Linked DNA regions of Homo sapiens: region 2 is linked to region 1. The links are chromatin contacts, found by Hi-C or POLR2A ChIA-PET in ENCODE. All regions are on one chromosome and are shown on one strand. Each heading gives the region's core, a stretch centred on a gene start or an enhancer-like site at or near the end of the contact. The rest is flanking DNA. Distances are from core to core; before and after follow the strand shown. Region 1 holds the start of LINC01447 (long intergenic non-protein coding RNA 1447). Region 2 overlaps PKD1L1 (polycystin 1 like 1, transient receptor potential channel interacting).

Region 1 (7,139 bases), core at 2,482-4,981:
GGGGTCATGGGAAATTAAATGCCACAATTCAGTATTTGCAATTTGTGGACCCCTTTCAAATGTAGTCTGTGAAGATCTATGTATAATTGTCAATGAAACCCCTCAAGCTAATAAGACTTAGCACAAACTTTCCTGTTTGAACTTTAAGATGATGATTGCAAATACCAGTGAAGGTGAACAGTGAGAATTGTATCATCTTGCATGAGTTCCTATAAGTGCATATTCAAGTGGACCTTAAAAATACATAAGGGCCAGGGGTCGGGTGCGGTGGTTCATGCCTATAATCCCAGCACTTTGGGAAGCCAAGACGGGCAGATCATGAGGTCAAGAGATTGAGACCATCCTGGTGAAATCCCGTCTCCACTAAAAAAAAAAAAAAAAAATACAAAAATTAGCTGGATCTGGTGGTGCGCACCTGTAGTCCCAGCTACTCGGGAGGCTGAGGCAGGAGAATCACTTGAACCCAGGAGGAAGAGGTTGCAGTGAGCCGAGATCGCGCCACTGCACTCCAGCCTGGGCAACATGAGCAAAACTCTATCTCAAAAAAAAAAAAGTAAGGGCCATGATCTAAAACCTGAGCAAAGAAAATCTCCCCAAATCTACATACTTGTCTCTGGGTGGTGAGACAAGGGAGAACTCTTTTCTTTCTTCCTTCTCTTTGGGTATCCCAAATGGTCTATCATAAGCATGTTTATTTTTAAATGGGGAAAAACAGCAACTTATTGAAAATGAGTGCAAGAAAAAGCCCCCTGAAGCATTTATAGGGAGTTTCATTTTATCACCACAATGTGGGTTCCAGAGAAAAGCATCACTTCCTTATTTGGGAACTCTAGCTCAGTGCCTGGAAAATGGTGAGTGCTGGGAGGTGTGCTGCCTTTCCTCCCCTCCAGCCCCAGCCCCACTTTCTCACTCTGCACCACCTCATGCACCTGGCTGGCTTCTGGGTGCAGCAACTGCAAATTCAAAAGGTAGAGAGAAGTTCATTTCCTAGAGAATTTTGGACAATTGTGTCTGCATCCCTAGAAGGAACCAGCTGACAGTGGCCAAGGACTAAGCCATTGGGATAGTCCTAGCTTTAGGCTTCCCCAACTCCATTGCCCATTTGGCCTCACAGAGTCTCACTCTAGGGTCAAATCACCATGCCTCCAAAGTCTGGAGGCACTCAGTGGGGGAGGCATGAGACCATCAGCCAGGGGCCAGCCTATGTCACAGACCTGACTTTGGGGTCACCCTTTTCATCCTATGCTTCAGAGGAGCATTATATCTTCTCTAGATACCGGAGGAGGCTCTAATTAGTCTAAATGCTGAGGAACATAGAGTGTCAGAAACAGTGCCAAGGCCTCCCCTTCAGAAGAGCCTCAGGGCTCAGCTTGCTCAAAGCTGTACCATATATATATAATAAGTATGTATATTTCTGAATGCATATCTGTATGTATGGATGTACATATGTACACGCTCACATTTACATACATGCACACACATATATTAAATATATACATCATGGCCAGGCGCGGTGGCTCATGCCTGTAATCCCAGCACTTTGGGAGGCCGAGGCGGGAGGATCATGAGGTCAGGACATCGAGACCATCCTGGCTAACGCGGTGAAACCCTGTCTCTACTAAAAATACAAAAATTAGCTGGGCATGGTGGCGGGCGCCTGTAGTCCCAGCTACTTGGGAGGCTGAGGCAGGAGAATGGTGGGTGAACCCGGGAGGTGGAGCTTGCAGTGAGCCGAGATCACACCACCGCACTCCAGCTTGGGCGACAGAGCAAGACTCTGTTTCTAAAATATATATATATATAATGTACATCATGCACACTCATTTGCATATGCTCAGACATTCTAGAATGATGCCTGGCACAATCAGAGGTTATAACCTCAGAGAGGATGGACTGGGAATATGAGTACCAGAGAGGGGAAATTTTGTCTCTTACCTGATATCGATTTGGTAACATTTGAATTTTTGTGTGCATTCTCTTTTCACAACAAAAGAAAAATGAGTTAAACTTAGTCTCAGCGCTGAATGGAAAAGTGAATGAGAGGGGTGGCCGTGGCAGTCCTATGGAGCACATGTGCTTCACTCTCTTTCAGCGTCACTCAGGGGACAAGGCCGTACTCACATTCACAGAGGCTTGGGCAGCAATACGTTCATAGAAAGCTCTGATTAATGACTCAGTCTTTGCCCCAAAGGACTCATGAGCATTCCAAACACAAATGTAAACACTCGCTGATCTACTGCATGCTGGAAAACGCGGCTACTCTTAGCAGGGCCTTGTAGGCTCTAAGATCCTGCAGCGAGCCTGTGGAGCTCAGCCTAATGGCTAAATGAGATGAAGCAGCTGCTTTTGATTGTGAGAAATTCCCCAAGCCCAACTGCAACCATAGTGAATGGAGTTATTTTTGAAGTTCAAGCTGCGCTGGATCTTTTCAAACAGCCAAGAGCATGTTCGTGGCAGCCCTGTTTTCTTCCACGGCCTTTCACTCCCTGTTTCCTTCAGAAATTGAGCACTGAATGTTAATCTTCATGGATCTCTTCTTAGCCACTTCCTGACCTCATCTGTGGGGGAGCAAAAAAAGATGTTTTTAAAAACTCAAAGTTTGAGAGAAAGATCTAAGAGGGCCTGAGTCTAATGAATTCCCAATGCTGAAAAGAGTTAGCATAACATTCCTTCCATGTTAATATTTGGCAGCCTGCACAGTGTTTGGACTGGAAGATAAAGTAGGAGATAGAGAGAGAGGGAGAGAAGAAGAGAGAGAGGAAGGTTGGGGGGGAAGGGAGGGAAAGAAGGGGTGGTAGAGGAAGGGGGAGGAGGGAGAAAGAGAAAAATGGAAAGAGAGAAAGCTGGAGAGACAGAGGAAGGGAGAGAGGGAGGGAGGTGGGAGGGAATGGAGACAGGAAGGGAGGGAGAGAGAGAAGTGGAAGAGAGGAAGTGGGATGGGGAGAGATGGAAGGAGATACATGTAGAGAGGAAGGAAGGAAGTTAGAGAGGGACAACAGAACAACTAAAAGAAGACAGCATCTCTCCAGTTCAACTCAAGATGAACTCTTCAGACATCAGCACTGTTTGAGGGAAGGCCTTGCCTATGGAGCCCTCTGCCCCAATTGATACGGAAGTGCTGGGAAGGGAAGAGTGTGGTCCCTTTAAATGATACGGAAGGGGAAAGGGAAGTGCTGGGTATAGGAGGGCATGATCCCTGGTTAGGGCTCCACCCCCACAGACCTAGGTGAGGACAACCGCTCCTGCCTTTGCATGCAAATGTTGCATTTCCTGAGACCACCCTGGCCTGCCACGCCCCCATCCTGTGCCTATAAAAAACCCCAAGACCCTACCAGGCAGACACACAAGCCGCTGGATGTGGAGAGGAGCAGATCAGCAGAAGAAGACACAGGCGGCCGGATATTGAGAGAACGTCGAGGGAGCATGCCAGCAGAAGAGCACATCAACAGATGCCGACATGCTGGCCATCGACTGGCAGAATGAGGCGGAGTTTGGCTGGAGCAGTCAGAGGAGAGCTGGGGCGGCCAAGTGGCCTGACTGCAGGCAAAAACCATCTCCCTTCTGGCTCCCCCATCTGCTGAGGGCTACTTCTACTCAATAGAACCTTGCACTCATTCTCCAAGCCCACCCATGATCCAATTCTTCCGGTACACCAAGACAAGAAACCCCAGGATACAGAAAGCCCTCTGTCCGTGTGATAAGGAAGGGAGTCTAATTGAGCTGATTAACACAAGCCGCCTACGGACGGCTGAACTAAAAGAGCTCCCTGTAACACATGCCCACTGGGGCTTCAGGAGCTGTAAACATTGATCCCTAGAGGCTGCTGTGGGGTCGGAGCCCCGCAACCTGCCCATCTGTACACTCCCCTAGAGGTTTGAGCAGTGGGACACTGAAGCAGTGAACCACAACCCCATCACACACCCTGCGAGGGGGACAGGGAACCTTTTCTTCAATCTTCTTGATCCCACAACTTGCTGCGCCAGTAGGAAATAAATGTGTCCTTCCCTAGGGGGATTTACGGAGCTCTGGCCCCACCCTGTATGACCCTCTTTCAAGTCCTGCTTCTTGCCAGCCCTGGGCCTTGTTGGGTAACTGGCTGGGCTGCACCGAGGCCTGAGACAAGTTCTCCTACCATTACTGTTTGGCCCCACACCCTGGCTGGCTCCACTGTCCCCAAGGCTCTGTGACGCGGCCACCGGTGGCCTGTCTCACAGCCATCACTTCGTTCCTTGCTAAGATAACCCAGTTTTGTTCAGGAACTTGTGGTTCTGTGGCTCGGGGTGTGGGGCTCACTCAGCCCCTCGCGCGCTATGAACAAATAGAGGTAAGTCTGCTGTAGTGGCCTCTGGGGATATTTTCCTCACCTTGACTGTGTGATCAGGGACAGGACACATCTTCTATGGCCCCTGGCCATTGTTGTGAGGGTGGGAAGGCCAGAGCTGCTACAAGCTTCTCCATCACCATGAGAAGCCAGCCCAAGATGTTCAACAAGAACCACAGGAAGGACACCAGGTCCTGGAGCTGCTGCCCTCCTGGGCTCCTGTGTGATTCTCCCCATGCAGCAAGCAAGGTGCCTGATGTCCTCCTGCGTGCAGGCGAGTCTGTAGACCACCATGCGGGTGAATCTGCGGCTCAGTGCAAGTCAGTGGGAGCCCAGGAGGTGGACATGGACGTCAGCCTGGGGCAGGAGAAGGGAAGCTGCAGTCAAATGTCAACAGGAGGGGCCGGGCACCGTGGCTCACATCTGTAATCCCAGCACTTTGGGAGGCCAAGGTGGGTGGATCACTTGAGGTCAGGAGTTCCAGACCAGCCTGGTCAACATGGTGAAGCTGTCTCTACTAAAAATACAAAAACTGGCTGGGTGTGGTGGTGTATGCCTGTAGTCCCAGCTACTCGAGAAGCAGAGGTTGCAGTGAACAGGAGATTGTGCCACTGCACTCCAGCCTGGGCAGCAACAGAGTGAGACTCTGTCTCAAAAAAAAAAAGAAAATGTCAGTGGGAGACTAGAAGTTAGCTCAACACAGTGGAGTGGGAGGAAGCACATCCCAAGCTGGGGAAGGACGTGCCAGCAGGTAAAGATATGGGGGAGAGACAGGACTGTGCAGTGTTGTCAGGGCTGAAGCCAAGGGTGGGAGCATGGAGAGAGGAGGGCCTGGAAGTAGATGGGGTCCATGAGGAGGGTTCTTAGCATCCTTATCCCCCAACTTGGCCATGGGAGACCAGAAAAGTTGGTCAATTATCCAAAAGCAGTCATATTTAAGTCTTTAAAAGATGTTTACTTTAGGCTTTATTATTTGCTTTTGTTTATAAAGACAGACACATGCTCAGGAACTGGCTGAGATGATGCCTTCACACGGATGGATGGAATACCCACAAGGTAATCCTGGAGACATCTGCAGCTGGAATTATTGTAGCTTGGTGTACCCCAATATCTCCAGCTTTTTAAAAAACCTGAGACCTTTATCAGCTGCTTCAGATGAGCTTTGAGATATACAGAAAATTTCTCATTCAACAGAAATTTATTGTACTTAGCTTGTATGCTAGGCTTTGGGGATGCAAATGAATAACTAAGACTCAGACTTTTTCTTCCAGTGGTTTACTGTCTTTGTTCCTTCAGGCTGTTGTAACAAAATACCATAGCCTGGGTGGCTTATAGACAACAGAAATGTATTGCTCACAGTTCTGGAAGCTGGAAGTCCAAGATCAAGGTGCCAGCAGATTTGGTATCTGGTGAGGGCCTGCTTTCTGGTTCATAGATGGTACTTTCTTGCTCCATCCTCAGTGGTGGAAGGGCCAAGGGAGCTCTTTGGGGTCTCTTTTCTAAGGGCACTAATCCCATTCATGAGGCTCCATCCTCAAGACCTAATCACCTCCCAGAGGCCCCACCTCTTAATATCACTACTTTAGGAGTTAGGGTTTCAAAATGAATTTGGGGGCTGGGAAGGCACAAACATTCAGATGATTGTGAAATGGAAACAGTTCCCTTGTCCCCCTCGCAGGGCATGTGATGGAGGAGTGGCTTGCTTCTTCAGTGCCCCACTGCTCAGACCTCTATGGGAGCATACAGATGGGCAGGCTGTGGGGCTCCAACCCCACAGCAGCGCTTAGGGGTGAATGTTTACAGCTGAAGCCTCAGTGGGCATATGTCACAGAGAGCTCTTGTAGTTTAGCCATCCATAGGCGACTTGTGTTAGCTCAATTAGACCCTTGCCTTATTGCAAGGACAGAGAGCTTTCTGTATCTTGGGTTCTTGCCTTGGTGTACTGGAAGAATCGTGTCACATGTGGGCTTGGAGAATGAATGCAAGGTTTTCTTGAGTGAAAGTAGCTTTCAGCGGATGGGAGAGCCAGAAGGTGGATTGGTTTTCCCCTGGAGCCGGGTCACACGGCAGCCTGGGCTCTCCTCTGACCACCCCAGCCAAACTCCCTGTTGTTCTGCTGATCGGTGGCCTGCCAGTATGGCAGTGCCCGTCAGTGAGTTCCTCTGGAAGTCCAGCTGCCTATGTGTTCCTCTTGACGTCCAGCTGCTTGTGTGTCTGCCTGCTAGGGTCTCCGGATTTTTACAGGCACAGGATGGGGGCATGGCAGGCCAGGGTGGTCTTGGGAAATGCAACATTTGGGCAGGAAAACAAAAAATGCCTGTCCTCACCTAGGTCCATAGGCGCAGGCCTGGGAGTAGAGCCTTAGCCAGGAACCATGCCCTCCTCTACCCAGCACTTACCTTCCGTATCATTTAAAGGGACCACGCCCTTCCCTTCCCCACTTCCATCTCAATAGCAAGTACCATTTTGTGGTGCCAACAGGCTCATGGAACCCCATATCCCAGAGTTTTCCTGCCATACAAGTAAAGATACATAGGCATTTTTTAGTTTGTTCAGGCTGCTGTAACAAAATACGTTAGACTGGGTAATTTATGAACAACAGAAATGTTATTTCTTATAATTCTGGAGGCTGGAAAGTCCAAGATCAAGCCACCAGCAGATTCAGCATCTGATGAGGGCCCATTCTCTGCTTCAAAGATGGAGCCGCCTTGTTGTGACCTTGGATGACAGAACGGGCAGGTGGCTCTCTGGAGCCTCTTTTTTAAGGGCACTAATCCCATTCACGAGAGCACAGGAACAGAGCCCTTCTTTTTCTTTT
Region 2 (7,139 bases), core at 1,535-4,034, 320 kb before region 1:
GTCACAGGATGTCTGTGATTAAACGATTGTACTTAATTTAATTTTCCTCTGGTTATTTTCTTTCCCTTAGGTGTCTCCAGGCTGCCTGCTGCCTTTCCTTTGGTGGTGAGCTGTCTGTGAGCACTGACAAGAGCTGGGGTCTTCATCTGTGCAGCTGTAGCCCTCCTGGAGGTGGATTGTGGGTCGGTAAGGCCTTGGGGAAGGAGGCATGGCCACCATGATAAGAATGTTGCTTTATTTCCCTGGTATAAACAGGACATCTTCCACATGGGAATTTCATTTTCTGCTTTTAAGAAACAGAAGGAAGGTCAGAGTGATCTTAAACCTGCTGTTTTGCAAGTGCCTCTAACTTAAATAGTCCACATGCCAGGATGGTACACACACATATATATATATATATATATATATATATATATATTTTTTTTTTTTTTTTTTTGAGACGGAGTCTCACTCTGTCACCCAGGCTGGAGTGCAGTGGCATGATCTTGGCTCACTGCAAGCTCTGCCTCCTGGGTTCACGCCATTCTCCTGCCTCAGCCTCCTGAGTAGCTGGGACTACAGGCGTCCGCCACCACGCCCAGCTAATTTTTTGTATTTTTGGTAGAGACAGGGTTTCACCGTGTTAGCCAGGATGGTCTCCATCTCCTGACCTCGTGATCTGCCCACCTCGGCCTTCCAAAGTGCTGGGATTACAGGCATGAGCCACGGCGCCTGGCCAGGATGGTATATTTTTAACTCCTTCACTGGGCCCCACCCCTGACTTTCTGCTTTAGGAGGTCTGGGGTGAGGCTGAGATCTGGGGGCCACACTTCGAGAACAACCAAGACTGTAAGTGGGGCCTCCCAGAGCCCAATGAAGGGAATACTTAGGTTACAGGAGGTGTCTGCATGGCCACAGGTGTGGGGTTTTCCTCCTCGTCCTTAACACAGAGAGTATCTCTGTTTTTAATTTTTAAAATGAAAATTCTAAAGTGTTGCCTGAAACGTAATTGCCAGGATTCCTTTAAGTAGAAGGAATTTTTGAGTTTTCAACTTAGGCTACACATTTGGTAGACCTGAGAAACGGATTTTTAAAATTAAATTTAAAAAAATTTTTTTAATTTCTAAAGAGACGGATTTAAATGGAGTGGGGGGGCGGGGGCGCGGGGCAGGAGGCGGGTGTGTGCCTGGCATCAATGTTGAAACAATGCAACGCCAATTCTTTTGCAATTCTTATGTTAAGATCATGTGGAATTGTTACCTAAATGCCAGGGGTTTGCCTGACATCCTGCTGCTGCTGCTTACGTACAGAGCATAATCATCATGAAGACTGCGAGGATTGCCAGGGAAGAAAGCTTTATCAGGTGCTGCAGATGAGGAGAAGGGAGATAAAGTCTCAAATATATCTCCCCATCTGACTAAAACTTGGGGGTTTATATAGCAGGGAAGACGAGAAAACAAAATTAGAGAGGGGTGAGGAAGCAATCTGAGGAATGAGGGGCCTGGCTGGATGCAGGGATCTGGTGGGTCCCTTTCCTGGGTTGGTTTCCTGAGGGAAGAACTCAGATGAGATGGATGTTAAGTTTCAGGTTTTAAGACTAGGAGAGTCAGTTTCCATGTTTATTCAAAAAACCTATAAATATCACTTCTGTGGGACAATTAAGCCAATTTCAGGATTAGTTTCACTCACTTAGTTTATTTCTCCTTTTGTGACATACTTTATTCAATTTTGCAATTTTATGTACTTTTTATGATTTTTTATTTATTTCTTTCTGTTCAGGGGTATATCCACTTTTTTTTCCAGATAATTTGAGCACAGTGACTTTGATGACTAATTGGTTTCAGAGAAATATGAGTCACTTGACTATTCTAGCTTATTCCGAAACATTTTCTAAATATTTCTTCCTCTCGGATGTGTCCAGTTCAGGAAATTACTTCATACCTCAGTTGGTGCATCCAGCCTGCATGGGTGCTCAATGGCACTCGATGGCATTTGTAGCACGTCACATATTAGGCCAGGAACACGGCCTTTGATTTTTCCTCAGCTTTTGTTATCACAAGATATTAATACACTGGACTCTTGACAGTAAATAGTGACTTTGACTCACAATGTTAAAACTGGATTTGATATTGTCCTAGGCTAAACTTGAGAGTGTCCTGGGAGGCTAGGGGCAAGCTGACTGCCAGCACCACTGCTGGGGTGCAGGGATTGGAAGCCACATCCCCTGTGAGGATGGCCCAGCCCTGGCCTGGAGCTCCTGGAGAACCTGCTGCTCTCGGCGGCCTGCAGGCCTTTGGGTTCCTTTTAGCCTGAGCAAAGCTGGCCAGAATAACAGACTGGGGTTAAGAGAGCCCAGGCAGAAACAGGTTTCCTTACAGGGACTCGGGTCTGACAGAAAAGCAGCAGGGTGCTCCAGTCCCCTCTTCACCCGCCACCCCCACTTCCTTCCCCTCCTACCTGGGGATGAGAGGGGTGGGGGCTTCAGGGAAAGCAGCTCTTGCACCCAAGGCAGTCGCCTGGCTTCTTGCTGAGAGTGGCTCTGTGCAGGGCCAGGTCTAGCAGAAATATTTTCTTTTAACTTTTATTATGGACATTTTCAAACATCTGCATGAGTAGAGAGAATGGCATCACAAACACTCAAGGACCTGTCATCGCTGGCAACAGTTGTCAGCTGTGCGCAGATCCTATTCCAGATGCTCTCACAGACATGGGATGTGGCAGGGCCCTCAGCCTCCCAGCCGGGTGGACACTGGCTCCGCTCACTGCCCGGCCTTCAGCCCTCAGAGATGGGAGGAGTGAACGTCAGCCAGGTCCGTGCTACCATCAGGGCCAGATTGCCTGGGTGGGAACATCCTGCTTATAAACTTTGGAGTGTCTTTAATGGTCTTCCTGTTTGTCCAACAGCTCCCCAACCACTCCTTCCGACTGTGGTGTTGCCCCCTCTACTACACACCCCTGAGCAGGACCTTTGACCCTCATTATTTTATGACCAGACCACTGGGTGTTTCTGGAACAGGCATTCATTATCAGCGTGGCTGGTGGTTGTGCGTTTCCTCATATTGCTTAGTGTGGGCTACACCTAAGACATTGTTTAAGCAAGGAAATAGAAAGAAAACACACACAGCAGGACACGGCAGCCCAAGGACACGCATCTTCATGATCAGCCCGTTGTTAGGCCCAGGTGGCTTTGACCTTATGTATAACTTAGGGCTTCTCCAGCTTTATGTTCTCACCTTCCCAGCACATTGCAGTCTTCAGAATGTTTGCTTTTTTTTTTTTCTCTAGAGGTCTATGCTAATCATGTGCTTCTTATGAGTGATGGGAAGTGTGGCTGTCCTTGGTGTGCTCTGAATGGAAAGGCAGAAGACCGGGAATCACAGAGCCCATCCTCATCAGCTTCCAGGCAGAAGGTATTCCTGGATCTGGGGAAATTAGGCTTTTCTTCCTGAATACAGTACATGTACAGTACAGCTAAAAAGCACCTCCATGTTTCATCAGGAATTCATCAGGGATTGTTTTCCTATCATGTGTGTTTGTGCCAATGAAGCAAGTGTGACTTATAAAGCCTTAATTCAGCTCCAGAGCATAGTTCCACATATAAGAAGTGCAGGCAGGGCTAGCCCAGCCCAGAGGAGTAGGGGATAGCCCTCAGATGGGGAGTGAGGGGTAGCCCTCAGGTGGGGAGTGGGGGCTGCCCTGCAGGTGGGGAGTAGGGGCTGCCTCCCAGGTGGGAAGTAGGAGGGTAGCCCTCAGGTGGGGAGTGGGGGCTGCCCCTCAAGCGGGGAGTGGGGGCTATCCCCGGGGTGGGGAGTGGGTGCTGTCCCCCAGGTGGGGAGTGGGAGCTGCCCCGAGATGGCTCCAGCACAGACAAGGCTTCCAGCAGCCAAAGCACTGAAACCCTGCTTAACTTGCGCAGTGTGGGGAGCTCGTTGAAGACCCCTATTAATTAAGACTGGGCTACCTGGATGTTTGTGAATTCCCTTGCATCTGTTTATCAGAGTAGCTAACAGGGCTTGGGTCTGAAGGCCTGGGCAATGCCCTGGAGATGGAGGAGAAGCGTGAGAGGAGTGACTCTCACATCTGTGGGTGGGGTCCGAGAGAAGAGTGAAAACTTCTGAGTGAGACATGCTTTTCACCCAGAATAAGCATTGGTTCCAAAGGGACATGCACAGACAGCCCAGAGTTGTGCGTTTCTAGTTCAAATTTAAAGAAGCCAGTTCTCTTTGAAGCTCCCAGAACCTCTGCTGTCCTTGGCAAAGACTCTCCTGCAGTTCATTTTTCAGTATTCCTCATGCAGAGCAGCGTTATTAAACCACCCCCTCCGTAGCACATCCATCTGAGTTTATATTGAAATGAATTTGATCTCAACCCACAGTGTTTGTGTTTGGGAGCTTTTCTCTGCTCTGCCATCACTTTTGTCAGCGAAAGTTCAAGGAGGCATTTTTAGGTTCCCAAGGAAGGATATTTAGTAAGATGAGCGTCTGATGGTTCTGAGAACAGGAGGTTGGGGAGAGGTGTTTTAGAGGGGAGGTGATATTACCTGCGTTTCTCACATTACACAATGTAAATAGCCACATACAGTGACTTCCTTAGGCTTTTAGTGCCCTCACCTCCAAACACAAGGGGGCAAACAGACCTCATGCTTCTTGAACACTTGGTGCAGATCTGCTATGCAGAATCACCTAGGGAGCTTAAAAGTCAAAGAAACCAAACAAAACCATGCACAAGCCCTGCCTCTGAAGATTCTAACAGACATGCTGTGGCGTGGCTCAGGGTGATGGTGCTTCAACCCCACCCCACCCAGGTGACTCCAAGGTTCAGCCACCTGGGACCTCAGCTTTGGGCATAGATCGATGCCTTTAGGATTTGACCATCATGTCCCAAAGGGCTTGGTCCTGGTGAAATGTGCAATCAGGGGGCTCTCTGGTTTTGGTTGACTGGGAGACCCATTTCCAAGCTGCATTCTGGCCGCTCTGCTCTCTACAGCCCCAGTGGGCTCAGGCGAAGGTCACACAGGGCCATACACCAGCTCCTGGACGTGCTGGGCAGTTTGCTGATTGGGCATAGTTATAGGATAGTGTCTTGCAAAGCCCTGTGTCTCCCATGCTGCTCACTAGCACCATGCCTTTTAGGGGTTGTAGGTACATGCAGCTGTCTCAGCCCCTGGGTTTCACATCCTCAGGAAACTGCCAGGATCTACCCAGGTCCTGCTCTGGGAGGCCACAGAGGGGTTCCCTGTTCTCGTCACAGAAGAGGGGCAGGTGCCAGGCGTATGCACTCAGGCACGAGCTGGCATCTTTCAGCTCCCACTCTGGCCTTCTTGACACCTTCCTGTGTTGTTCTCCTGAAAGATGAAGCACCTGATGTCCTGTAGTTACAAATCTGTAAAAGGCCCACAGCACAGGGAGCGCACATCCCAGGGAGGGGCTGGGCCGTTGGTTAACCTATACTAACTTCTTAACTGGCTGGAACTACTTCTGGTAACAGCTCTCTCAAGAGCCAGAGTGAGGCCCTGGGCCCTCAGTCTGAGGGATGGTGGCTGCTTTTTGTAATCATGTCCACAGTGGGGCGTTGTCTCTGGACAGGCGTCCTGTGTAGGAAACAAGGTGGCCAGCTTCCCGTAGGCCAAAAGTGTCCCCCCTCCTCCTGTGCCGTGGGCACCTCCCTGCTTTCCTGGTGCCACCAGGATTGAGATTTTGTCACAAGGAGAGCTGCACAGGTCAATGCAAGGTCAACAGAGGCCTCATGACCAAGATGGGCTCCCAGCACCCCTCACCTGCCCTCCAATGCCCCCACCCCACCTAAGCTCTCAGTGTGCACAGGCCGAGCAAGCCCAGTGGCATTGTCTCTGAGTTCTCTCTTGGGCTCCATCTCACTTCCAGTCCAGCAGCCAGCCCGGCCACCCCATAGCCTCAGAGGTGTTCACCCTCTGCCTTCACTCCACAATCAAGACCTGCCATCCTCATAGCCCTCTGAGTGGATCCCCTGCTGCCACTCCTGCCTGCCAGGCTCTCTTCAGTACCGCAACCACACTGTTGCTTCTGTGCATTGGAGCGTGCCACTCTTGTGCTCAGAACCCTCCATCTCATTCAGAATGAAACTCCACTTCCTGAGTCTGACCCCACTTGGCCTCCCGTAACTCTGAGGTCACCTCCTGTGCTCTCTTGGTTCCCACTTGTGGCTGCAGCCCCACGAGACTTCTGCTGCTCCTGCAGTGAAGCAGGTGTGCCTCCACCTTCGGCATAGCTCTGCATTCCTCCTCTTCCAGCTCTGCTTAGATGTCGTCACACACAGCGGCCTTCTCTGACCCTGTGTATAAAAAAGCACCGCGCCCCCCCCCCCCACCCCCACCCCGTCCCGACCCCGCACGAATCCCTCCTGCAGCTCTATTCTTCCGCAGCACGACCCCCAGCAGATGCTGTTATGGCTACATGTTTGCTTTCTGGCTTCCTCTGGCAGAACAGGAGCCCTGGGAGGATGAAGCTGTCTGCTTTCCTCGCTGTTGCTTCTCTGGTGCCCAGCACAGTGCTGGGCGCACAGCAGGGGTCCACTGCTATTTTGTTAATGAAGTAATATTACTTTCCCAAATGTACTGGGTTTTCATAAGCAGCTCTCTCACATTATTTTATTATTTTTTCTTACAGAACATTTGGAAAACAACTAGTGAAGCAGCGTTAAGTGTTGTTAATGAAAAAACACAGGCTGTTGTTAATGAAAAAACACAGGCGCCTCTGGATTGTGATAACAGTGCTGATAGGTATGTCAATGTACCATGGCGAAATATTGCTTTTCTGAACATGCAAATGACATGGAACTTACAAAGAATTGCTCAGATGTGAAAGTCGATGCTTGTTCCTACATGGCCCGAGGGTGGGTTAGCAAATGCAGCTCTTAAATTGATGGAAAAAAGAATGGTGTTCTGAAGTTAATTTGCAGGAGTAGAACAGGTAGTATGACAAACCCCCGAATGCTGGGAGCCGTAGAAGGTGATGTCATACAAGAATCATCATCATCTCTATTTTGAAATCTGGGAAGGAATATGGTGAGCCTTCTGGGTACAAGCACTCAACATGATGGTAATTGGTTATTTCATGGTGCATAACATACAGACTTTAAAACAGCATTCGATGAACCTTGAAGACATTATGCTTTGTGAGATA

The links. A loop is a pair of places that touch in the nucleus more often than their neighbours do. ChIA-PET counts read pairs that join two places held with the same protein, here RNA polymerase II (POLR2A). Pooled maps may share reads with other maps.
Region 2: a loop to region 1 is called in a map with no recorded cell type, with 4 times the contacts of the local background. The contact joins the enhancer-like site here to the promoter of LINC01447 in region 1. A Hi-C loop is called at or near these places in 1 of 168 maps with a recorded cell type or tissue (OCI-LY7), 2 of 37 single-sample maps with no recorded cell type and 3 of 50 pooled maps. POLR2A ChIA-PET finds 5 or more read pairs at or near these places in 1 of 52 experiments (activated B cell).

Annotation. Positions count from the first base shown.
Region 1 is chr7:47,618,531-47,625,669 of GRCh38, reverse strand. LINC01447 (long intergenic non-protein coding RNA 1447) reads right to left here and starts at 3,731. Exons shown (of 4, transcript NR_108090.1): 1 at 3,333-3,731; 2 at 1,936-2,558.
Region 2 is chr7:47,936,443-47,943,581 of GRCh38, reverse strand. PKD1L1 (polycystin 1 like 1, transient receptor potential channel interacting) reads left to right here. Exons shown (of 57, transcript NM_138295.5): 2 at 71-186; 3 at 3,265-3,389; 4 at 6,624-6,736. Among named protein-coding and RNA genes, the nearest start is that of PKD1L1, 8.5 kb to the left of the region's middle. RefSeq lists a silencer at 1,096-1,390 and enhancers at 1,178-2,377, 1,770-2,393, 5,237-5,406, 5,857-5,936. Within about 2 kb of position 2,784, at least 18 of the 41 ENCODE cell types and tissues checked have a DNase peak (open chromatin) inside an H3K27ac peak, as active enhancers do.